Regions from separate parts of the Mus musculus genome. Here all the other regions are linked to region 2. Evidence: chromatin loops called from intact Hi-C (ENCODE). Cell type or tissue: heart. All regions are shown on one strand. Links, peaks and the distances in the headings refer to the core of each region. The heading gives the core; the rest is flanking DNA. Region 1 has its middle 35 kb from the start of Gm21859. Region 2 overlaps Txndc11 (thioredoxin domain containing 11). Region 3 overlaps Litaf (LPS-induced TN factor).

Region 1 (8,407 bases), core at 293-8,292, 160 kb before region 2:
GATATCCATCACTACACCCAGCTATTGTGTTTTCTTGGTTGGTTTTGTGGTTTTGTATGCCAGGGGAGTGGGTTTGTTGGGGACAAAACCCAGGGCCTCATGCCTGTCAGGCAAGCACTCTACAGATGAGCTATACCCCGCCCCCCCTTTAAAAAACATCATTACAGTGGCACAAAATGTAACATAGTATGCACAGTCATTCAGTTCCTCTTTGTGCACAAGCCCTGCCTCCTGCTTATACATGACGGACAGACAGCGTGTCCGTTTGTTTCCCTACAAAGCCAGCCTGAGAACACATGTTCTAAGAATCCTTCCCATTTCTCAGGCACTTAAAAAACAAGCAAACAGGGATTGGGGATTTAGCTCAGTAGTAGAGTGCTTGCCTAGCAAGCGCAAGGCCTTGGGTTCAGTCCTCAACTCAGGGGGCGGGGGGAAGACAACAAACAAACAACCAAACAAACAACCACATTGTCATTTCACAAAAAAGTTTCAAGGAACAAAATTCATTTGGTAACAAATCCATGAAAAGTAACTGAAAAGGTGAGGGTACACACAGACCTGGGTTCTGCATCTTATTTATTTTACATTTTTATTCATGTGTGTGTGCATGTGTGCATATGTGTGTATATGCATGCATGTATATGTGCATGCATATATATGTGTATGTGTTTCTGTCTGTGTCTGTATATGTGTGTACATGGGATTGCATGTACTCATGTGTACGTGTCTATATACATGTGTACATATGTGTGCATGTGTGTGTGTTTGTACACAAGTATGCTCATGTGTGTGCTTGTGTGTGTGTGTGTGTGTGTGTGTGTGTGTGAGCATGCACACTTGTGTACGCAGGCACCTACACTACAACATATGTAGAGGCCAGAGGACAACTAGCCAGAAGCAATTCTCCCATGTACCATGTATGTCCTGGATCAAACTCAGACCCTCTGGCTTGATGGCGAGAGCCTTCCCTCTAAGCCAGCTCACTGGCCCCATTTACTTATTTGGAACAGGGTCTTCCTATGTAGCCCAGGCTGGCCTGAAACTTGTAGTCCTCAAGCATCAATGGGTGTGCTTCAGCATGTCTGGTTCACACTCACTTCTGAGAAGAGGACTGAAATGGTCCTTGTATGTTCTGCAGCCCTGAAGGGAAAGGCCTTGCGTTTCCATGGTCACATGGTTCCACCACTCTTTATTCATGAAGCCAGCTAACAAGGGTTCATGGATTCTCAGAGAAGGAAGCCACCAATGGAGATGGTCAGCATCCCTCGCCCCACTGATTTGTCACCCCTGCACGCTCGAACCCTCACTGGTGTATGAGAAATTTAAGTAATTGAAACAAAAATCTGACATTTACCTTGGATACGAAAGCATTGTAGAACATGCTGGAAACCACAGTGCCTGCCTCCACCCCATCTAAAGACATCACATCTTTTCAAAGAACTTTAGTGTCCCAGTTGAAAAGGCTAGAAAGGTATGGAGGCGTACACCTGTAATCTCAGCACACAGGAGGTGGAAGGTCAGGCTGTGGAACCTGACTACACACTGGGCTATATGACACCTTGTCTCAAAAAACCAAAAGTTGAAAAAAAATCACCAAATAGAAAATGTATACTAGATTTCAAAGGATGGAGACACAAAGACATTTGATGCTTTCTAATATTTATCTTGACAATCTTGGGTTTAAAAAACTTATGAAAATTAATTCTTCCTGTTTTCACATTTTAAAAATGTTAAATTGGGAAAGTTAACATTCCACAGTTGAGAAACACACACATGCAAGCCCATCTCAGCATCCTGCAGAACTTCACCTGAGCTTGAGAGAGTTTCTACAAGACCTCTCCACGCTAGTCTCCTAGTCCCTCCCCCAGCAACTTCTGTAGGCCCCACCTTACCTGCTTTGGGAAGGGAAAAGATGGGAGGAGGGGGTGGGAGGGTACACCTGTAAGTTTAGCTCTGCTCTTCCCAGCAAAATAAAATAGTCAGAGGGACAAAGGGACACCCGGGAGGGAGCCTGACTCTTTCAGGTCAGGGTGGGTCAGGGCGGCTGCTCTCACCAAGCCACTTAGAAAGCAGCAGATTTACTTACTGCCCAAGGTCACTCCTGCCTGTGCCCAGAGCAGGAACAGCACCAGGACACCCCACCCCCGTACCAGTGGCAGCATCCTCCACAGGGAGCCCACAAACCACAGCTCACTCCCTAGAGGAGTTGGCTCTGCTTTCTCCTGACCAAAAGAGAGGGAGTGGGGTGGTGGGGCATAAACCAGCCAATCAGAAGCCTGTGGTGATACCACCAGCTCCCTGGGAAGGCATAGGAGGGGGGTTGAGATCACTGGGGGAAAAGCTCTGTTTTGTGGGAAGCAAAGGCTCTCATCTCCTAGGAACTAGTGAGGTCTCAGGGCAGTTCACACCTTGTAGCTGTGCTGTTTTAATGTGTGTGTGTCTGTGTGTCTGTGTGCCTGTCAGTGTGTCTGTGTCTGTCTGTGTGTGCGCGCGTCTGTGTGCATCTGTGTGTGTGTGTGTGTGTCTGTGTGTGCGCGCATGCGTGTGTGTATGTGTGTACATGTATTTCACAGCATGTGTGTGGAAGTTAGAGGACAACTTTGCAGGAGTCAGTTCTGCCAGATGGAGTTTGGGGACTGTGCTCAGGCTCTGCACTAAGCTCCATTATTGACTGAGTTATCTTACTGGCCCTGCGGATTTTGCTTGTTTGTTTTGTAATCTAACATATAAGACATAAAAAATGCCTGTCTTCATGCATGTAATTAAGTAGCCTTAAGGACATCTAAGCTACTGAGCCACCACCTGCTAGGCCTGTGGTCAGACGCTTGGCTTAGCTGTACCTGTGCTGGAGGCAACAGGGTGACCATGAGGGCAGATCTATGAGGCCTTGGGGACAGTGGTGTCACAGTGCTGGGGCTCAGGGCTTTCCCAGAGGATGGGAAAAGCTGAACTGATCACATCTACCTTGTACTCCCCAAACTGGTCTCAGTTTCCCTCCATGGGCCTTTTTTTGCTGATCTCCAGGTCCCAAAGCTCCCATGGCAAACGAAGTCTTCATGAAGCACTTGGTTGAGGTAGGAAATCTACAGTGCAGCTCCACCATTCAAGGTGGGAAGCTCAAGGCTGGAGCAGTGGCTCAGTGGGTGCTTGTGGATGGGTAAAGTGGGTAAGCTTGAGGGCTGTGATGGCTTGTATATTCTTGCACCAGGGAGTGTCACCATTTGGAGGTGTGGCCTTGTTGGAATAGGTGTGACCTGGTTGGAGTAGGTGTGTCACTGTGGGTGTGGGCTTAATACTCTCACCCTAGGTGCCTGGAAGTCAGTCTTCCACCTGCAGCCTTTGGATGAAGTAGTAGAACTCTCAGCTCTGCTTGTGCCATGCTCCCACCTTGATGATAATGGACTGAACCTCTGAACCTGTAAGCCAGCCCCAATGAAATGTTGTTTTTATAAGACTTGCCTTGGTCATGATGTTTGTGCAGGAATAGAAACCCTGACTAAGACAGGACCTAAGTTCAACTCCCAGCCACATGAAAGCCAGACATGTGGCTCACACCTACAACCATAGCACTGGGGAGGGGGAGCCCAGATCGGGCTGGCTAGTCTATGGGCTAGCCCAAAGTAGTGAATTTCAGATTTAATAAGAAACTCAGTTTCATAAGCTAAGGGGTCTGGGAAGAGTCCAGATTCCTGCACCATGTTGGGCAGATCACAATTGCCTGTAACTCTAGCTTCAGGAGATCAAAGCCCTCTTCTGGCCACTGTGGTCATGTACACACACACACACACACACACACACACACACACACACACACAAATAAAAATGTAAAAAGAGCCAGATATAAGGACATAAGTCCATATGTGCACGTGTGCATGCACACACAGACATACACACACAGAGAAATGCAGTGCACAATACTTCAGCATTGCCACAGCCTTGTGCATCTATCACACAGGCAGGTTTAAATTGCTTTGAAAGGAAACCTTAAGATCTTTAATCCAGAGCCTCTGGCCTCTGGCCCTGGCCACCATTTTTATTTTTATGGGTGTGTCCTTTGGATATTTCACACAAGCAGTGTGGCATATGGTCTTTTGTATATGCCTTCCTTTTCAAACAGGTGGTGTTCCCATCCCAAACATTGTTACTGTCCAGAGCCCTGATCCACAAGGCTGAAATCACAGCTTCTGGGGCCTATGGTGCTTGCCATGGTGACTTCAGGGAGAGGTAGAAAGCTGAGTCCCAGAAGGTTGTCTGAAGGGTGGCATGCCTAGTGGGGACACAAAATGCACCTACAGGTGACATGCACACTGAAACAGTGCTGGCCAGGGAGTGCCGGGCAGTTTCTTGTGGCCTCCAAGAACAGATCCTAACAGTAATAATAAGAACACTGTCCCCAGGAAGCTGTAGCTAGCACTGATAAAACCCTCACATGGAGCAATTCCATCAGTGCCTCAGCCATGCCCCCCCCCCCAGGTGGAGCAGGCCTCAGAGAGAGTAGGTAAGTCACTCCCCCAACCTCACACAGCTTCTGAGGGTTTTAATCTACTCTAGCTGAAGAGGCCTTGCTCTTTTAACCCTGGTGGCTTTCCTCGGCCCATCTCCACCTTCTCCCCTGGGAGAGTCTATCTCAGCCTATAGTCTGGATTCTCCCCATCCAGAGTCAGGAGAGTGAGCCAAAGCCTACCATCTCTGCTGTGTGGGCTCCAGGCAACACAGAAATGTTGACAGAGTGGGCATTCTACAAACCGGTGCCTACGCCCCACCGCAGCAACAGAATCACCAGGGTGGCCCCTCCTCCCGTCCTCCCAGCCATTGGTAGCTCATGGTTCTGCAGTCATTCCAGAACAAGAAAGGAGCTCCACACCCGGCCTCATCGCTTCACGTTTATAGTATTACAGGGCCAAACCTTGGTCAGCTGGCCATGGAGCCAGGATAAGGGACAGCATTCATGCAGACAAGCACCTGATGCAGACCCTGCCCCCACTTCCTATTCCCACGCCTACACTCCTGGCGCTAACGTGACGTCACTTCCTCTCACTGCACAATGACCAGAGCATGAGCCAGGCCTACTGCACATAGGCCGGGACTATTGGGTCAGAAGCCTACATCCTTCTAAGAATTTATTTTCTCTGTTCTGGAGACAGAAGCCAGGGCCTTGCCCGTGTGAGCTAAGTGCTCACTGCACACCTATAGCACTTGTTTCTTGTTTGATACTGTTTCACACTGATTTTATTTTTGTGTTTCTTTTTAAAGATTGCTATTTTGTATGTGTATGTTCCTGAGTACACTTATGTGAAACAGCCAAATACACATATGTACAATACATGTGTGGGTACCTGCAGAGCACAGAAATTAGTGCCAAATCTCCTGGAGCTGTAGTTTTGGGCAATTGTGAGCCACCCAGAGTTGGTGCTGGGAACCACACCCTGCCCCTCTGTAAGGGCAGTGAGCGCTTCTGACTGTGAGCCATCTCCCCACCACCTGCTCCCACCCCCAGCTTTGCTATTATGTTTTGATTTTCACTTTTTCCCAAGACCATATCCTTGTTCACAATTTTAGGTTTATAGAAAAAAAAATGAAAGAAAGCCAGGGGTGTCCCGTCCTTCTGTTTCATGCCTTCAGCCTGCCCACACTCCACAGCCCACACCATGGAGCTCCAGCTGCTAGGAGTCTTGGACCCACCAGTGGCTCAAGTGGCTCACAAGAAGGTTGCTTCTGAACATGATGGTGCAAGCCTACTATCTCAGACTCAAGAGGCTGAGGCAGGAGGATCAAAATTTCCCTGGAGATATTTTCTGTGTCTCAGAAAAGCAAAAACAAGAGGTGGGTTGTGTGTGTGTGTGTGTGTGTGTGTGTGTGTGTTATGTAGCCCAGGCTGACCCAGAAAGTCTGATCCTCCTGCCCTCCATGCCCCAAGTGCTAGGTGAACTGCTCAGATAGTGCTGGGAATTAAGCTCAACGACTCCCTCCCACTAGGCAACACCCTGCCCACTGAGTCAGGTCCCCAGCATTCCTGTGCAGAGCCAGGGACATCCCATGGGAAAGGTCACCAGCAGAGGGCCCTCGAGCTGCGGGAGCCTGGTGGGCCTGCCTTATGAAATGCTGCTTGTCTGTTATCTTTGGGAAGAAAGGAGCAGGAAGGCTCTGTCCCTTTTCCATTGACTGTTCAATGAACTGTATGACCTTTGAAAACCTGCTTTCTTTCTTCCTTTCTTTCTTTTTTTTTTCCTCTTTCTCTTTCCTTTTCTTTTCTTTTCTCTCCTTTTCTTTTTGAGACAGGGTTTCTCTACAACACAGCCCTGCTGTCCTAGGGCTGACTCTGTAAACCAGACTGGCCCCAAACCCACAGAGATGCCTTTGCCTCTGCCTCCCAAGTACTGGGATTAAAGGTGTGCACAGTCACTGCCTGTCAAAAACAAGTTTCATGATCTCTTTGTGTTTATTCATTCACAGGCAAAAACCAAAGGGCTGAAAATGATAAGCGAAGTGTTTCCTCCCTGTGTTCAATGGAGAACAAAGGCCAGAGAGGAGTCAGAAGCAGGAGCTGTCACGTGAGGAGCCTAGCATGGCCCAGACTCTGGAGACAGATGGTGCAGTCAGCAGACACAGTAGACCAGCAAGCACCCTGCTCACAGGAGAGGGCAGAGATTTACACAAAAGCAATACAACTCATAGCAAGCAACTATGTGCTCCTCTACAGGCATACAACTATCTTAGGTACCAGCATGTCACTTGTAAGCATTTACCCACAAGAGGAGAAAGCACACAAGGGGCCAGCCAAATGACCCAGCTTGTAAAGGTGCTTGCCACCAAACCTGATGACCTGAGTTCAGTCCGCAGGACCCACACGATGGAAGGAAAGAAGTGGCTCGTACTCTGTCTAAGCCTCTATATGTACACCATGGTACATGTGCGCCTACACAGTCACACACCCAATAAATGAACGGGGGCGGGGGGGAAGACACACAACTTCATTCTGTATGGATGTCCACAGCTGCTTTTTTTTTTACTCAGAGTTAGAAACAACACAAACAGCCCTCAAAAAGAACCTAGATAGACAGGTTGGGTAATCCATGAAGTGGAATACTATACAACAATAAAAAGGTGCAAGGTCTAAGGATTGACATCATAGTCCACAATCTCAGGAAGGGAGGGCTCACCTGGACATGTATCAGTAACTTAACTCTGAGCATTGCAGTATTTACCTCTGTTAATTAAGTAAGGAGACTTGCCAAACAGCTGCAGTGTGTAGCCAGCCCACACTGTCCTAACTACTGCTCTGATGTGGGGTGCTGGGAAAACTCTTAATGACAGGCTGACACCCACAAACATACCAGTGAACCCTTACTCATTGCCAGCTGATAGACTTTCCCAATCAGAGGTCAGGTTCCTGATCCTGCTGGAACCAAGGCCTCAGGCCAGCTGAGAGACGGCAGCAGGCAGGAAGGCAAACTCACAGCCCATGACTCCTCACTGCAAGGTGGGCTGGAGAAGCTCCGCCTCCTCTTCCGTCTCTATGGGACACTTCCAGGTGCCCAGTACTCCTGGTGTTGCGGGCTCTCCATGTTACATGGGGAGGGGGTCTAGGCATGGACAGTCACCAAGTGCTGAATGCAAGCCAGGAGAAAGGCATAGAAAAATCCCTCCTCCTTCCTCCCATAAAAAGTTCTCCGCAGGGGCACATACATGAAGAGGATGCGCTGCTTAAGACTCCTGTTTCCTTCCTAATGCTAAGTCTTTCAAAAGAGCTTGAACTGCCAGCCTGATCCTTGGCTGTCTTTCACTGTCCCAGGCTATGCACTCTGACCTCAAGAAGCCACTGGCACTGTGTACTCAAGCTCAGAAAGCAGCACATGGTTTCTATCCAAAGCCCCACTGTCCTTCCCCAGGAGTGGGCTCTGGACCAGAACACTCCGGTCGGGGCTCCCACCAGGTCCCTGGATGGGCGTGTGTACAGCACATGTGTCGGCACAGCCACACTGGGTAGTTTGGCAAGCTCATTTATTTTGGAGGGCTCTCTTTTGGTTTTGAGATGGGGGGTCTCACTACAGGTCAGGCTAGCCTGAAAATCCTGATCTTTCTGCCTCCACCTCTGATGTTCAGGAATGATAGGTGTGCCTCACCAAGCCCCACTTGATCAGCTTGTTAATGATAATTTCCATCTGCAAATGCGCCCGCCCACCCACCATCACCCAGAATTTCAAAAGAATATAAGAAGGGCACTAAGCTATGTCGGATCAGGTGTAGTCGATGCTGCTTGCCTAGCGTGCGTGAAGTTCTGGGTTCTGTGCCCAGCACTAGATAAAGGCTAGTGAGCATGTCTGTAATGACAGCAGCGGGGAGGTGGAGGCTTATGTTATCCTGAGATGTAGTGAATCTGAGGACAGCTGGGGCTACGCGAGACCCT
Region 2 (8,407 bases), core at 157-8,156:
AACATCATTGTATTTGTATCTTTCTTGGGTTTCACTATCAGTCACTTCCTCTCTAAAATCACTTTCTCCCTTTGGTAGAAATCAGGTTATATTTGGCCTCACCTGTAACCTGGTCCCTTCTTTTTCTCCACATCCAATACCACTGAATGGCAAGGCCTTCTCTGGTCAGGTTAGCTACAAAGAAACTCTGGCCCTCCTCCACTATCCTCAAACTCAATCCATCTGCTTAATCTACTCCTGTAAGCTTAGCACAGAATAGCCCTTCCATATGCCAAAACAATTAGCTGTTCCCTACCATACATCTGCTTTGCTTGCTGTCTTTGAGGTGTCACAGCACCCCTGTCTGGTTTGGTTCTGTGACAATCACATCTGCCTAAAGACCCTAGCAGTTAGAGATCCTTGAGGGATGAATGATAGAGCTATAGTCAGAAGACTTAAGCTCAAGCCCAGGCTCCAGGAGCTAAATATATGGCCTTGTGGTGATCATGCAAGCAATGGTTTCTTACTGGAAGCAGTGCTAATTCTTCACATGGTAACAGTGAAGGAAAAGCTTACTTATAGGCATTAGTCTGATACAGATGAGCCCTTTAGCTCTGGTGCCCTCAGCACCATGCTCTTATAGGTAACTAGAAAGACAGATACTTAGGGAAAAATGGATTCAAAAATTTGACACAGAAATTTCATATGTTGATAATATTTAAAACCAATGATAACCAGTCATGGTGGCTCAAGCCCATAATTCCAGCCTTCAGAAGGCAGACAGTATGCCAGCCTGTTCTACATAGTGAGTTTGAAGACCAGCCAGGGTTACACAGTGAGACCTTCTCACAAAAAAATAAAAAAGAGTAAAAATAAAATTAATAAGCAAAGAAAAGGCCCAGCATGGTGGTAAAAACAAGAGATAAAGAGTTCCACATTGCCGTTTTAAAAAAAGATTTATTTATTTTATGTATATGAATGAGTACATTGTCAATCTTCAGACACACCAGAAGAGGGTATTGGATCTCATTACAGATGGTTGTGAGCTGTGAGGAGCCACCCTCACAGTCGCCTAGATGGCGCTGACGAAGGTTGAGTGTCCAAGTGTCCTTCCCCCAGGAAAAACGACACGGGAGCGGACCAAAACCCCTCCGGGTGACGAGCCTGGGAGGAGGTTTTGTGTAAGGCCCCTATGCTTGCACACTGGGGATTTGACCTCTATCTCCACTCTCAGTACTGGGTGGCCTGTTGCTTCTAAAATAAAAGAAAAGGGGGAGATGTGAGTAGCCGCCCTCACAGTCGCTGTTACAAGATGGCGCTGACATCCCTTGCTCGTAGTAAAATGTGCGCAGGCGTCAGGGTATCGTTCCATTACCCGAGCCCTGCCTTTCTCGTGGCGTTAACTGACTGATAGTGGGCAGCCAATCCCAGTGGTGCACATCTCCAACCGTTTTTTTCGCAGCCTATAAAAGGGAAGGGTTTCTGCTCTCTGGGTCTCCTCTCCTGAAGCTGATCATCTATCTCTCGAGATGTATTAAAGCTGTACTGCAGAAGGATCCGAGTGGCCTGCGTGCGTTTTACTGGCGAGATGGTAGCATGGGTCAGTGAGCCACCATGTGGTTGCTAGGAATTGAACTCAGAACCTCTGGAAGAGCAGTCAGTGCTCTTAGCCTCTGAGCCATCTCTCCAGCCCCAGTTCCAAGTTATTATGTATGAGTTTGAGGCCAGCCTGGCTTGCAGGAAACTGTTTCAGACAACAGAAAATCCACCGGGTCCCCCAACATCCCTCCCAATAGTATGCTGCACGAAAGAGGACGTTTCTGGTCTATACTGAAGATTCTTCTTTTCAAGCTAAACTATTTGGTTAACTCTCTAGATTCAATTAAGTCAACTAGTCTTCCTCTGGAAAACAAAACCAAACCCTAAGATGAAATGTTTAATCCTAACATCCAGAAAAAAATCTAGCAAATAGCCTATTCTCAAACTGAAGAAATAAGGAAGCTGTTGTTTCATGTCATTTGCAGTACTGGAGATGGAACCCAGCACCTCCTACATGGGTAAGGACACACTCTCCCATGCAACACCAGCCCCAGTACAAAAGCAAACACTGGCAACTAATGGTTTGTTTTTGTTTTTGTTTTTGTCCTACTCCTTCAGAACTCCTTAAACAAGCCAGCCTATAATAGAGTTACACCAGAGCACATTTACCTTCTTAAGGATTTCCAGCCATTCCACAACAGAATAAGCTTTCCTATCATGAACATAAGACAACCTTTCAGAAATTCTAGGAACTGTTAATGCTGTCCAAAAATAAAAACTATTACAACGACTCATTTAAACTTCTTTAATTTCTGATCACTCTCCTAAGCCAAAGCCAATGGAGTAAAATAGTTCCAAATATTAATAAGTAAATGTTCCATGTGAATTTTATCTCTCCTCCCACATCACATTACCTTAGAGAGGTTCATGGAAATGGTTGTGTATTATGACATAGGTATGTTATCTATATCCATGAGTGCATGCAATTACATATGTATAAAATGAACATATGCAGAATACAAGCTCTGATTCAAGGGAAATCTCAACTAAATCTTTTCTTTCTAATGGCAATTATTGATTACATATGAGTGAGTGTCTACATGCTGTGGTGACATTTGGGGTCAGAAGACAATACTTAGAGAGGAGTCAGTTCTCTCTGATATATGAGCACAGATCAAATTCAGATTGTCAGGCTTGGGGACAAGTGCCTTTACCCACTGAACAGTCTTTACCAGCTTCCACACTAAATCTTTGAAAATGAAAAACTCCTGGACTATTTGCAGTGCCCTTTGAAAGCATGTACGTATAAAGTTTATTCTCACTGCAGCAAGTTTTAGTTTTTGACAGTGGTGGGATCAAAGCCAGGGCTTTTGTGTGTAGTAGGCAAACCCTCTAACTCATGTCTACACTCCCAGTTCTACTGCTGCAGCACATACTGTCTGGATGAAGGAACCTCTGTCTTCAGAGGAACTGACATTGAAACTGTCGAGTAAGTAGTCTGAGCAAGGAAACTCACCAAACACTACAATGGCGAACACAGCAAAAATCATTTCATTCTTCACTGTCAAAGCAATGAAGAACTGAAGCTTCACACTGTATGAGGTGATTAAAAGTTGAATAAACTCTAAAATACTACCTATTTAAAACACAACCTGTGAGATGGCAAAGTCAGCTCAGCAGTTAAGAGAATACACTGTTCTTGCAGTGGAACTGAGCTCAGTTCCCAGCACCCACGCTGGGCACTTTACAACTGCCTGTAACTCAGGCTCCAGGGCCTCCAACACCTTCTTCTGGCCTCTGAAAGCACCTGTATTTATGTGTGTATGCCATTCCAAATGCACATAACTAAAAATAAAAAAATTTAAAATAAATTGTAACAGGTATAGTCTATCCTAAGTGCTAGCTAAGATACAATTCTGTGGCAGTCTGTACTGAGTTGTGAGAACTGGTATGCTTGATAACATAACCTAATATTAATACTTCAAAATAATGAAACAACTCTGGTCATGCTGTAGGTAAAGCAAAATCTACAGTTCACCAAACTTGCAATGTCTCTTCAACAGAAGCTATGTCATTATTTAAAAAATAACATAAATTAGCTACACATATTTCTTTTTTTTTCTTTTTTTTTAATTAGGTATTTATTTCATTTACATTTCCAATGCTATCCCAAAAGTCCCCCACACGCTCCCCCACCCACCCACTCCCACTTCTTGGCCCTGGCGTTCCCCTGTACTGAGGCAGATAAAGTTTGCACGACCAATGGGCCTCTCTTTCCACTGATGGCCAACTAGGCCATCTTCTGATACATATGCAGCTAGAGACATGAGCTCCGGGGGGTACTGGTTAGCTCATATTGTTGTTCCACCTATAGGGTTGCAGATCCATTTAGCTCCTTGGTTACTTTCTCTACCTCCTCCATTGGGGGCCCTGTGATCCATCCAATAGCTGACTGTGAGCATCCACTTCTGTGTTTGCCAGGCCCCGGCATAGTCTCACAAGAGACAGCTATATCAGGGTCCTTTCAGCAAACGCTTGCTAGTGTATGCAATGGTGTCAGCGTTTGGAGGCTGATTATGGGATGGATCCCCAGATATGGCAGTCTCTAGATGGTCCATCCTTTCGTCTCAGCTCCAACTTTGTCTCTGTAACTCCTTCCATGGGTGTTTTGTTCCTAATTCTAAGAAGGGGCAAAGTGTCCACACTTTGGTCTTTGTTCTTCTTGTGTGCGCCACCACCCCTGGCCACGATGTAGACTCTTAGTAGCTGTTTAGGTCAGCAAATCCTCATACCTCCTGCAACACAGCTGTTAGGGATGCAGGCACCATTTTCAACTAGAGTAGATTTTGGCAGATAGCACACACCCTCTAGTGGCCTAATTAGCAATTACCTTGATGTGTTTCTTTAAAGATTTCCCCCCTTTTTCCACAATTTTCTTTTCTGACATATATGTCTGTGAGTGCCTATATGCATGCATGTGAACTACATGTATGCCTGGTGCCTGAAGGGATCAGATGCCCTGGAACTGGAGGTACCAACAGTTGAGAATCACCAGCTGGACACAGAGAATGGAACCAGAGCACTCTGAAGAGCAGCCTGTGCTTTTACCCTCTTGGCCATCTCTCCAGCCCCCTTCATGCACGTTTACTTACCGGCACTTAAAACCATTCTGCCTTGATTTTAACTCATAATAAAGCCTTCTTAGTCACAGCAGTATAAACTATGAACTGACAGAAATGCTGCATACTTGCTCAACACTCAGACAGACTTGTGAATAAAAGCACTATGATATTAGAAGCTGGGCATTGAAGTTTTTCCGGCAAAAATCTCAGGTTTTCTCTCACCTAACAATTTATCAACACCCTACTTAACCCGCTCCCTCCAAGATTCCTAGGCCTTTTTACATCCTGCTTAATTTTAAAACAACTTAGTTTATCATAAGACTAAATTAATAGATATGTGCTAAATAATTCATCTTAAGTAAATTACAGAAATTCACAAAAAGGTTTAGGAACTATTTTGGCACAAATATAAGATAAAAGTTCTAAATAACAGTACTATTTATTGGCATTTGGTAGGTAGGTTGCAAGGTAAAAATCAGATGATTTAAATCAGATGTGATTTAAAAATAAAGCATTTGATAGGGAAGCTACCAACACCGAAGAGACAATACCTTAAAAAAAAAATCAAAACAAAACCAACAACAAAACCCCATTAAAATTAGAAGACATAAAACCTGTGGAAATTTCATCTTACTTACTGTCTTACTCCTTTTTCAATCAACTTCAAGACCATTAAAATAACTAGGACCCACATTCTGTCTGACCACATCTGCCTGTCTATAAACAAGTCGGCAAGAAGAGCTGTCTGAGCTACAGCAGGAGGAACTGGAAGAAGCACAGTCTAATATGCTTGTATGGACATGACTTACTTGAAGCTCTCATCTTCCTCTATTGTGCCCCTGGGAAAGTTCACTGCAGTTCCTAGCTACACACATGAGGTTCAAGTTAGCATTATGCTAGTGCATATCTAGGAAGAAAATTCTAAGATCCTACAATCTCAGTTTTGTGATTATCATACATAGGTCACTCCCATTCTGCATAATAAATCCTGACTCAGTAACCAGAAATAGCAAACTGTTGCTTTAATATGCACTGATAGCCATGGCCTTGTCTTTTGTCTTTCATAAAAACAAATAAAATTATAGCCAAATTAAAAAGCCAACACCTTCTGAATCTTTGTCATAAAAAAAAAGAAGGATGGAAGGGAGGAAGGGAGGAAGGGAAGAAGAGAAGAAGAGAAGAAGGGAGGGAGGGAGGGAGGGAGGGAGGGAGGGAGGGAGGGAGAAAGGAAGGAAAGGGATTTTAAGTGCCATAAAGAAACTAAATATTGCCTGGCATGCCTTTTAATCTCAGCACTTGGGAGACAGAAGGCATGCACCACCACTCCTGGCTTACCTGGCTTCTTGATTTGTACAGAGGACCTATGTTACAAATACACCTACAGTGGTCATAGCAAATCAATAAAGCTGCCACTATGACAAATCTGAGAACCCAGGTTTGATTTACAACATGGTAGCTCACAACCACCTATATTTCCAGCCCTGTGAGACCAACACCTTCTCTGGCATGCACAAGAATTGCATGTACATGGTACACAGATATTCATGAAGGCAAAACACTCATACACATAATTTTTTTTAAAAGTCTAACAAAGATGTCACAAACACACAAATGTCATTCATAGCTTCTAGGAGAAAGCAGGTTATGTTCAAGACAACAGAAGTCTTTAAAATTCAAGTCCCCTCTGGCTAACACTCATTTGTTTACTGCTTCAAAGAAGACTAAATTACTGAGGTACATCACTCTACATAAGTGGGTTCCACACTGGTGAACCACACAGGAGGGCCATGCCAACACTTAGACGGTATCACTGAAATGCAAATACTAAGGATGCAAGAGAAAACACCAAGAATTTGTACACCTTTCTCTCTTTGGTACAGATACACTAGCAACACTGAAGCAATAAATAAAAAGGACTTGTTTTTTTTTTTATTTTATTTTTTATTAGGTATTTAGCTCATTTACATTTCCAATGCTATACCAAAAGTCCCCCATACCCACCCACCCCCACTCCCCTACCCACCCACTCCCCCTTTTTGGCCCTGGCGTTCCCCTGTACTGGGGCATATAAAGTTTGCGTGTCCAATGGGCCTCTCCAGTGATGGCCGACTAGGCCATCTTTTGATACATATGCAGCTAGAGTCAAGAGCTCCGGGGTACTGGTTAGTTCATAATGTTGTTCCACCTATAGGGTTGCAGATCCCTTTAGCTCCTTGGGTTCTTTCTCTAGCTCCTCCATTGGGAGCCCTGTGATCCATCCATTAGCTGACTGTGAGCATCCACTTCTGTGTTTGCTAGGCCCCGGCATAGTCTCACAAGAGACAGCTACATCTGGGTCCTTTCGATAAAATCTTGCTAGTGTATGCAATGGTGTCAGCGTTTGGATGCTGATTATGGGGTGGATCCCTGGATATGGCAGTCTCTACATGGTCCATCCTTTCATCTCAGCTCCAAATTTTGTCTCTGTAACTCCTTCCATGGGTGTTTTGTTCCCAATTCTAAGGAGGGGCATAGTGTCCCTGGACCTGGAGGGCATCATCCTGAGTGAGGTAACACATTCACAAAGGAACTCACACAATATGTACTCACTGAAAAGTGGATATTAGCCCCAAACCTAGGATACCCAAGATATAAGATACAATTTGCTAAACACATGAAACTCAAGAAGAATGAAGACTGAAGTGTGGACACTAAAAAGGACTTGTAACATCTCCGAGTTACTACTTTCTTGTGTGGTCCTAGTTATTAGAGAGGCTGAGGAAGGAGGATCTTCAGAGCCAGTCTGGGCAACACAGACCATCATCTCAAAAACATGAGACAAAATAATACTTCCTTGACCAGAAATATGTGAACCTTCTGAAAACTCTTTCTAACCTTTAAACACCACTGAAGGCAAGAGTACCAGAGGGATTGTCTAGCCAAATATTTAGAGAAGTCAGCTAAGCCCTTTACCTATGACATGTGCCCTCTGTAAGAAATGAAGCAGAATGAGCCAACAACAGGCTCAAGAAAGCATTTAGTCCACAAAACTCCCGCCCTTGGTTTCATCCTTTAAATTCATGATGGAGGAAGAGGACTCATTTCCAAAGATGGCCTTGGACAGCCATATGTGCATGTTGCAAGTTTCTACCTGTGTGACACTGACACCACCACCTCTCACCCCTCTCTTTCTCTGTGTCTGTCTGTCTGTCTGTCTGTCTGTCTCTCTCTCTCTCTCTCTCTCTCTCTCTCTCTCTCTCTCTCACACACACACACACACACACACACACAAAACCATACACATGGATTTTTTTTGTTGTTTTGGTTTTTTTGAGACCCCAGGGTGGCCTGGAACACAGTAGGTAGACCACGAAAGCCTTGAACTCAAAGAGATTCACCTGCCTCTGCCTCCCAAGTACTGGGAATAAGGGCATTGACCACCACTGCCCAGTTTTAAATATAATATATTTTAAAAGAAAAAAAAAATCAATGCAGCAGAGGGGTAAAGATGTAATTTAGTTGGCAGAGTGCTTGCCTAAGGTTCAGGAAGCCTTGGGATAATGTCCAGCCCAACATATATTAGGTGTGTTGATGCCTGCCCTATAAGCCCAGAACCACAGAGGTGGAGGCAGAAGGATCCATAAATTCAAAGTCATCTTTTGTTACACAGCAAGTTTGAAGCCAGTCTGGGCTAGACTTAAACCCTGCCTCAAAATAAACAACAAAACCAAAGCTGAAAAATGACAGAGCTGCCTCTCACGCCTTCTCAGGAGTAGAGGAGATCGTCT
Region 3 (8,407 bases), core at 74-8,073, 140 kb before region 2:
GAGCCCTGTGGCTGGTCCCGGCATAGGTGCTGGGGGCGTTGGGTAGTAACTGTTGACACCCACTGTTTCTTCATAGGTTGGGGGTGCGGTGGGCACTACTGAAGGGCCTGCAGCTGCTTGGTAAGGTCCTGGAGCCGACATTTTACCTAAAACAAAAATAGAAGACACCCATAAGAAATTCTCTTGACCCAGAAAGTGGGGGAATGGCCCATGCTGGATGGAGTACTGGGGAGGTGGAGGCAGACCAAGATCATCCTCAGCTATGGAACAAGTGTTAGAGACCATCCCAGACTTCCTAAGACTGTCATAAACACCACCAAAGCGGGAGGGGAGAAAGAAGGCAGCCATATTCCCTGCACCCTTCCCCTATGGCCCAAGTTTTCAACCTCCAATCTGCCAAACAGAACAGTCAAGGAAATTATCACCTTCAAAAGGGACTTTCAAGTACAGGTAAAAAGTAAGCTATTGCCGGGTGTGGTGGCGCACGCCTTTAATCCCAGCCCTTGGGAGGCAGAGGCAAACAGATTTCTGAGTTCGAGGCCAGCCTGGTGTACAGAGTGAGTTCCAGGACAACCAGGGCTACACAGAGAAACCCTGTCTCGAAAAACCAAAAAAAAAAAAAAAAAAAGGAAGCTATTGTGCCCCAAATAACCGGAACCTAGAGACCCAGGGGGAGGTACGAGCTGCATCTGAGGAGACTATCCCTTTAGCCCACACACTCAGAACCCAGCAGAACCCAACATTTCTTGTTCAATCAATGTGGTTTTCACTAACCTGCAGAAAGGACAGCAGTATTTACATGTCAAATATGGGCAAGGTGTGAGCAAGACCCGGCCTTAGATACCAGGAGAGAGAGCTCTAGAAGGAGTAGGAGAGGGTATTTTAAGATTGGCCATTTTCTTTCGTCACATAGGGCTGGCTGGTTACATGGGGGGTTTTTTCAATTTGCATTTACAAATTGAATATAAAAATCGAATACTAAAAATACAAAATTTCAATTTGTACAACTGATACATGACCATTTATGTTTTTGTTTTGTTTTTACAAAGTAACTATGTTCAGGGCACAGTGCCCCACACTGTAATCTCAGCCCTGGAGTGGAAGAGACAAGTTCAAGGACAGCCTGACCTACATAACAAGATGCTCAATAAATCTACCTCTTTTAAAATCTTTACTTTTAAGTAAGTGTGTGTGTAAGTGAAAGGGAGAGAGAGAAAAAGCAGAGAGAGAGAGAGAGAACATGAAGTGCCAGAGAAAGAGAGAGAGAGAGAGAGAGAGAACATGAAGTGCCAGAAGAGGTCATAGATGCCCTGGAGCTATAGTGACAGTTTTGAGCCACTTGCCATGGATGATGGGACCCAATCTCATGTTGTCCCTGGAGGAGAAATGTGTATTTTTGTAACCGCAGAACCACCGGCCCAGCCCTAAGCCGCCCTCCCTGTAAAGCAGATGGCCCACGCCACATGGGGCTCAGAATTACGTTGTAACTACAGGTTTCTTTTGGCATCTGCAGGTAGAGCACACGTGTGATGCACACATCTATGAAGGCAAAACTCACATAGACATGTTTTTAATCTTAACAAGAAGTATATCAGCTGGAGATGTGGCTCAGCTGGGAGCACTTGCCAGTGTGCGTGAGGCCCTGGATTGATCCCAGCATTTCAAAAACTGGATATGGTGGCAAATATTTGTAATGTCAACACTCACAAGGTTGAGAGGCAGGCAGGAGGATCCGAAGTTTAGGGTCGTTGTTGGCCAGTTTGAGATACACAGCAAGAGCCTGTCTCTTAAAGGTCCCAAAGTAAACCCCAATCACAAAATTTCTCATTTGCAAGGTGGAGTCCCAGGGCAGCTAGGGACACAGTGGCTTCCATGAAGGCATAGAGTTTTTCTGCCCTTGGCAGAGCTGCTGCCTGCCTGGAACTTATATTCCGGGATCCAGGCTGTGCCCTGAATGGCTGATGCTCAGCAGTCATGCGGCACAGGGCTGGCTTTCGTGTGGCTATTTCCCAAGCAGGCACAACAGGCTCTGTGGCTTTAGAAGAGAGCTATATAAGCCTGTCTCAGGACACAGGCAGCCAGGACTGAGGGCAGTGGGCCATGGTACCAGGCCCGGGCAGTCCTAGTACCTCCACCCAGAGATCAGTCCTGTTCTGGAATGTGTGGGAAGCAAAGAGTGGGCCTCTACAGAGAGAAGGCCAGAGTCCTTCAAGGAAACTCCACTGGACCCCAAGGAGAGGAGTCCCTGGGGATTTAGACTAGCATTTCAAAGTGAGTAAGGACACGGGTTGGGGGGCTTGGTAAATCAACATCAAGAAATGCCAAGACAGCCAGCCAGTAAGGTGGCTCAGTGGGTAAAGGTGCTCCTGTCAGAACTAACCGCCTGAACTCAGTCCTCAAGACCCACTTGGTAAAAACACCTGACTTCCACAAAGCTGCTCTCCAGCTCCCCTCCCCCCATACGCACACTACGGCGTGCGACTCCCAGTGCATAAATAAATCCTTTAAAGTTAACATACCACATCAGATAGGTCGTTACATAAAATAAAGCCTAGATTTTAAAAGCTTACTACACAACTGATGCAAGACAGTCCCCATCACTTACTTAAACACTGGCTCTATGTTCAAAGGTACTAGTTACATATAGAATTAACTCCGGCTCCACCAGTGTCTTCTTCAAATCGTAGCTATGGAAGAGCTTAAAGTGAGCTACCCACATGGCTCCCTTCCCAGCAGAAAAAATGAAGTCCCGACCACATGCAGAGGTGTCTGGAGAAGGCGCACCAAGATCTCCAGAATTAAAAACGGGGGTGGGGTGAGGTAGGGGGGTGGGTTCAGAAGATGACAGGAACATGCTGTAAAACCCACTTCAGAGCTAGAAACATACACACACACACCAACAAAAGAAATTATACAGGACCCAAAAACAGTTTGAGGTGCACTGTGGGTTTCCTGACAGGAAAGGAAATGCAGAGAGACATTTGCCGCAGGCAGGCAAAGCTCACCCCCAAAACCAGCTGATGTCTCCGGGAGATAGCCTACCCCATCCCCTCTGCTTCTAGCACTGACCCAGCTTGCAGAAACTCCTGACAAGAGGAAGAAGGCCGCTACTGCTCAGCAGGAACTGAAATCATCCTCCGCCATGAGAGAGGCAGATGTGAAGGACAAACCGTCCTTTCCTGTTCCATGAACAGCCAGCCACACTTCCTAGATTTACTATGAAAACTGAGGGCCCATGTGAAAATTACAAGATCAGAAAACTGGTGTGTTCAGGAATCCTGAAATTGCACCTGGCAGGGGAGGGACAAGAAAAGGTGTTGTGAAATGGCCTAGAGGCACCAGCTAAGATGGCTTCATACAGTAGTCACCCTAGCACCTGCATTTGGGGGTTTGATTATCTTTTTTTTTCTGGGGGGGGGGTGGAGACAGGGTTTCTTTCTCTGTGTAGCCCTGGCTGTCCTGGAATTCACTCGGTAGACCAGGCTGGCCTTGAACTCAGAAATCCACCTGCCTCTGCCTCCCAAGTGCTGGGATTAAAGGCATGCACCAGCACTGCCTGGCATCTTCTTTTTTTTAAATTGTATTTATTTAATGCATAAGTGCTCTGCTGCACATATAGCTGACTGCCTGAAGAGGGCATCACATCCCTCCTGTGAGCCACCATGTGGTTGCTGGGAATTGAACTCATGACCTCTGGAAGAGCAGTCAGTGCTCTTGGCCACTGAGCCATCTCACCAGCCCCAAGGTTTTGCTTATCTTAAGAGAAGACTTCAGTATAGACCAGGCTGACCTAGAACACCTGACCTGCCACCTCCTCAGCTCCCCAGTGCTGGAATTACAGCTTTGTGCCACCAGGCCTGGCTTTAATACCAGTTTCAAAAGAACTGACTGACTGGTTTGATCCTGCACTGTCCTGGCCCTGAGAGTAAGGCCCTACCTCCCACCCCAACACACAGCTCGCTAACTGAGCCATCTTCACGAGCTCTGACCGAATCTTCTGGAGCAGATGAACAGTCTCTCAGGCTGTGGGCTCCAACAGACACAAACAAACATTTATAATTCCTAAGAGAGAGACAGAGACAGAGACAGAGACACGGAGATAGAGAAAGCAAGGGCCAGCAAAATGGCTCAGACAGCTTCCACCCACATGGTAGGGAAAGAGAACTGATTCCTGCAAGCTGTCCTTTGACCTCTATACCAAAGCAAGCCATGAGGTGAGTGTGCCTTATCCCTCACAAAATTAATTAGCTTTTTGTTTGTTTGTTTGTTTGAAGAAAGTCCGGCCTTGTAACATCTATTTGGTGGTCTTGGGCAGCTGAGTGGTCATACAAGTCAAGTCAGGTGATCCTGACAAAATCCAGTTGCCATAGTTACTGGGAGCTTTGTGGAGGAAATAAAGGAGTATCCAGCTGTCCCTCTCCTTCCTCCCCACTGTTTAACTTTGCCACTAAGATCTTTCAATTGTTCATCCAGACTCATCTTACCCCAGCATTCACCAAGGGAACACAAGGAGCTAGAGGTGGTTGTCCTCGCCATCTCAGAAAGACTTCTCTAGCCTTAGCTAGTTCCAAACCTAGACCTCAGAATCCTTGCAAAAACTGACCAGGACCTGGCAGTCTCAAATCTTTTGTTTGTTTGTTTGTTTGTTTGTTGGTTGGTTTAAAGACAGGGCCTCACTATGTTGCACTGGCTGGCCTGAAACTCACATAGCCCCCTGTCAAATGATGAGCTTAAGGGGTGTCACCACCTAACTCCAAAGAGTGTGTCACCACCTAACTCCAAGCCTTAAAAAAAAAAAAAAAAAAAAAGATGTATTTATTTTAATGTATGTGAGTACATTATCGCTGTCTTCAGACACACCAGAAGAGGGCATCAGATCCCATTACAGATGGTTGTGAGCCACCATGTGGTTGCTGGGAATTGAATTCAGGACCTCTGGAAGAGCAGATGGTGCTCTTAATCACTGAGCCATCTCTCCAGCCCCCCAAGCCTATTTTTTAAAGGTGGGAAATGGAGCCCAGAGGCTTGGGGGGATTGCAAGACCAGCTGCCGAAACACTCCAAGTCCTGCTGTTTTCAGGAGAGCCAGAGCAGTGGTTCTCAGCCTGTAGGAGTCGTGACTTTGGAGAGCAGAGTGACCTTTTCACAGGGGTCACCGAAGACCATCAGAAAACACAGATTTACAGTATGATCCAAAACAACAGTAAAATTGTAATTATGACATAGCAACAAAAATAATTTCCTGATTGAGGTGTCACCATGACATGAGGCTGTAACATTAGGAAGTTTGGTACAGTGTCCCTGCTGTGGCTGCCTTGAATAAGTTTTGCATGTTTGAACCCAGGATCTGTGTTAGCTTGCTGTGGAAGGTTCTGTGGGTTAGGCAACCAACTGCAGACAAGCAAGAACAGAACTAGAGTGTGGACCAGCTGTGAGAATAACCCTGGCCTATATCAATCTAGCACTCAGAATCCCAGACCCCCTGCAGCAGGGCCTCGATGATCTGCTTTGGGGAAGATGGCAACTTCAGTGATACACAGGACAGGATGGGACAAATTGATAGCCATTTGTGGCCTGCAGGACCATGTCTGGGAGACACAGGCTCCACCCGAGCCTGCTACAGAGAAAGGTCTCTCGGGCTTGTTTTCATTAGCACAGCTCCATCTATCCCAGGCAGAATAATTAAATTATGTTTAACTCAATTCATTAATTTAAATTTAACTTAATTTCTGCCTAACAAGAGAAACTACAATCAAGAACTGAGATTTTGCTGGGCAGAGGTGAGTTTGAGGGCCACACACTATAGCAATAGTTAAGACTTTGTTTTCACAGGGTCACCCTTTGTCACTCCCCTAGCGCGCTCAAGGCCAGCATGTCCCTTAGCCAGAGAGGGTTCTTGTCACAGATGGAACCCTCCCAACACAAAGTTAACCATTCACTGATGGAATCTGGCCCAGTCCCTCCCTGCCAAGGCCAGGCCCTCCCAGGACAGTTTACAGCCCACCTGTGGTAACAGATACTGCAGAGCATTCCCGTCCACTGCTCTGGGGACAAGCACAACTGAGCTGGCTGGCGTCTGCTTCCACCCTGTCACTCGGTCAATCTATCACAGCCAGGTCCTCCAGACCTACGTTTTGGGTGTCTACCACTAAAAATACTGTGTGCTCAGCCCAAGAAGCAAGAAGGGGTGCCAGGTGGCACTGGACAGTGCTGTTTATTTTGTGTGTGTGCACATCTGTTCATACCTGCAGGTGCCTGTGCCCATGTACAGACTCTGGGGATCCAAACTTAAGCCCTCATTTTCATGCAGCAAGCACTTTGCTAACTGATCCTTGCTAGGCATTTACTTTGAGCATTAATATTCTGCCTTCACCAAATCTATTACAGTACTCATCTCTCACGGACCCACCACACGCCTGGATTCACAAATACACTAAGATGGGGTTTTGGTTTGGGCAGTGGTGGCGCATGCCTTTAATCCTAGCACTAGGGAGGAAGAGGCAGATGGATCTCTGAGTTCAAAGCCATCCTGGTCTACAGAGTGCATTCCAGGATACCATGTCTCAACAACAAGAAGAAACCTAAAAAATAAATTGAGGTGGAGGTCGGGGGACAGCACTTGGGCTGTGACTGCTAAGGCCCTGGTTTCCACCTCTAGCCTCTTACGTTACTTAGTAGACTAATTCGCTCTATATGTGACTCACCGAGACAAGAACATTATGATCACGGTCATTCCAATTCACACCTGAACAAATGGGCTCAGAGAGGCTGAGCTGCTCATCACAAGTCAGAGGTGAGAGGCTGAGGCTAGAACCACATCCATGGACTCCAGAGCTCTTCACACCTTACCAAAGCTCCTCCAGCCTGGAGAGGCAGCAGCAGCAGCAGCAGCAGCAGCAGCAGCCTGATTTGCACAGGTTGCTCCCAAACCAAACTCACAAGAAAATAAGTGTAGGCAATAACCCCAAGTTTGACTGGCAAGAGACCACTGCTTTCTCTGACACTCTAACACACAACACTTATTCTTAGTAAAGAAAGGGTTTTGTATGGTAAATTAAGACTTCCACACACTCATACATGATATAAAAATTCCTTGACAAGTATAGATTTCAACTATTTTATTACCAAGCACTTTTAATCAAAAATTATCTGCCCCTTCCAAAACAGGGTTCCATATTGGCTGGCGGTGGGGAGATGCAAACTTCATAGGGCTGTCACCTCTCCACCTGCTTCAGAGATGAAAAGATAAAGGATCTGGGGCCCCTCATCTCCTAAGGAGAAAACATAGGTAGGTAATGCTGCTAAGGAGGAAAACACCCCCAAAATCCTGGGAAGAAGCCGCACTATCGGGCCCAGTGATCTTTAGATCTTTAAGATCAGCGAATGTCAGGTTATAGACACCCCGTGTTCAGTCAGAGTTATTTCTAAGGAATTGTTCCAACAACTCAAGAATTCCCTGAGAGTCCAGGAGAGTCAGTTATTCCCACAAACGCTAAGTCTTCTTCTGGGCCTGGGCCCACAGCCGGCCCATGTGGATTGAGGCAGCCTGGCTGTCCTCATAGAGTTCAGCCTGAGCCCCAGTTTATAGCTAAAGAGAAGGCTGCCAAAGGCCAAGAGGCCACCAGGTCACCGGGCTCCCAGCCACAGCTTGTAATGATCCTAAAAATTATTCTGCTCTAGAGAGTCCAGGCACAAAAGGCTTCCCTCCAGTCCTATTGATGCCAAATGCCCAGACAGGAAAGTCGGCAGACATGGAAAGCACAGTCCCTGACTGTGACCAGGGACTGGATGATGGCACAGGAGGGAGGTGGGGGCTCTGAGACAGAGGTGACAGTTACACAACACTGTGAAGCTATGAAGAGCTGCCTGCTGTTGGCTTTAAATAGTTAACTCTTCGAGGCATGCTAGCACATGCCTGTAACCTCTCACTCAGACAGTAGAGACAAGAGGATCAACAATTCAAAGCTAGGTCGGACTACACAGTGAGTCTCTGTTGCAAAAACACTAAGGAGCTGCTATACAGATGGCTCTGCTGGTCTGTAAGTTCCTTTCCACGTAAGCATGAGGCCCTGAGTTCTGATCCCCAGCACCCACATAAAAATGCAGGTGTGGGGCCAGGCACCTGGAAACCCAGCACTGAGCAGCTGGAGAAAGGGGCAAGCCCAGAGGGCCACGGCCGGCCATTCTAGTCAGCTGGCAGCTCTGAATTCTATGAAAGCCCCTGCCTCACCAGATAGAGTGGAGATAAACGATACCCAGCATCTGCACAATGAGGTCTCATCTTAGAAACTTATTTCTATATGGCACCGATGAGCCAGAGAAGCACAAGGCGACCCCCCTTGAGGAGCAGCACTCAGTGTCTTCCTTGCTGACTGTCTTGGAGAGGCCCCACACCCAAACTCTTAGGG

Evidence for each region. Peaks named below come from ENCODE experiments on the same cell type or tissue, not always from the same donor. Only the 100,000 strongest peaks of a DNase experiment are listed, where the experiment ranks them.
Region 1: a loop joins it to region 2, with 2.0 times the contacts of the local background. A loop is called at or near these places in 3 of 42 quality-filtered maps.
Region 3: it touches region 2 in a loop (1.9-fold over the local background); 3 of 42 quality-filtered maps call a loop at or near these places.

Annotation. Positions count from the first base shown.
Region 1 is chr16:10,945,729-10,954,135 of GRCm38, forward strand. No RefSeq gene overlaps it. Among named protein-coding and RNA genes, the nearest start is that of Gm21859, 35 kb to the left of the region's middle. In heart, for the core only: a CTCF peak has its summit at 6,059 (motif pointing right); DNase peaks (open chromatin) are centred at 4,993 and 6,043; H3K27ac peaks cover 467 bases.
Region 2 is chr16:11,105,039-11,113,445 of GRCm38, forward strand. All of the region lies in intron 4 of Txndc11 (thioredoxin domain containing 11), which reads right to left. Among named protein-coding and RNA genes, the nearest start is that of Txndc11, 25 kb to the right of the region's middle. In heart, for the core only: a CTCF peak has its summit at 4,403 (motif pointing left); no DNase peak of the experiment used is centred there.
Region 3 is chr16:10,966,504-10,974,910 of GRCm38, forward strand. Litaf (LPS-induced TN factor) reads right to left here. Exons shown (of 4, transcript NM_019980.2): 2 at 1-146. The coding sequence starts at 141. Among named protein-coding and RNA genes, the nearest start is that of Litaf, 22 kb to the right of the region's middle. In heart, for the core only: a CTCF peak has its summit at 3,629 (motif pointing right); DNase peaks (open chromatin) are centred at 3,098 and 7,628; H3K27ac peaks cover 663 bases.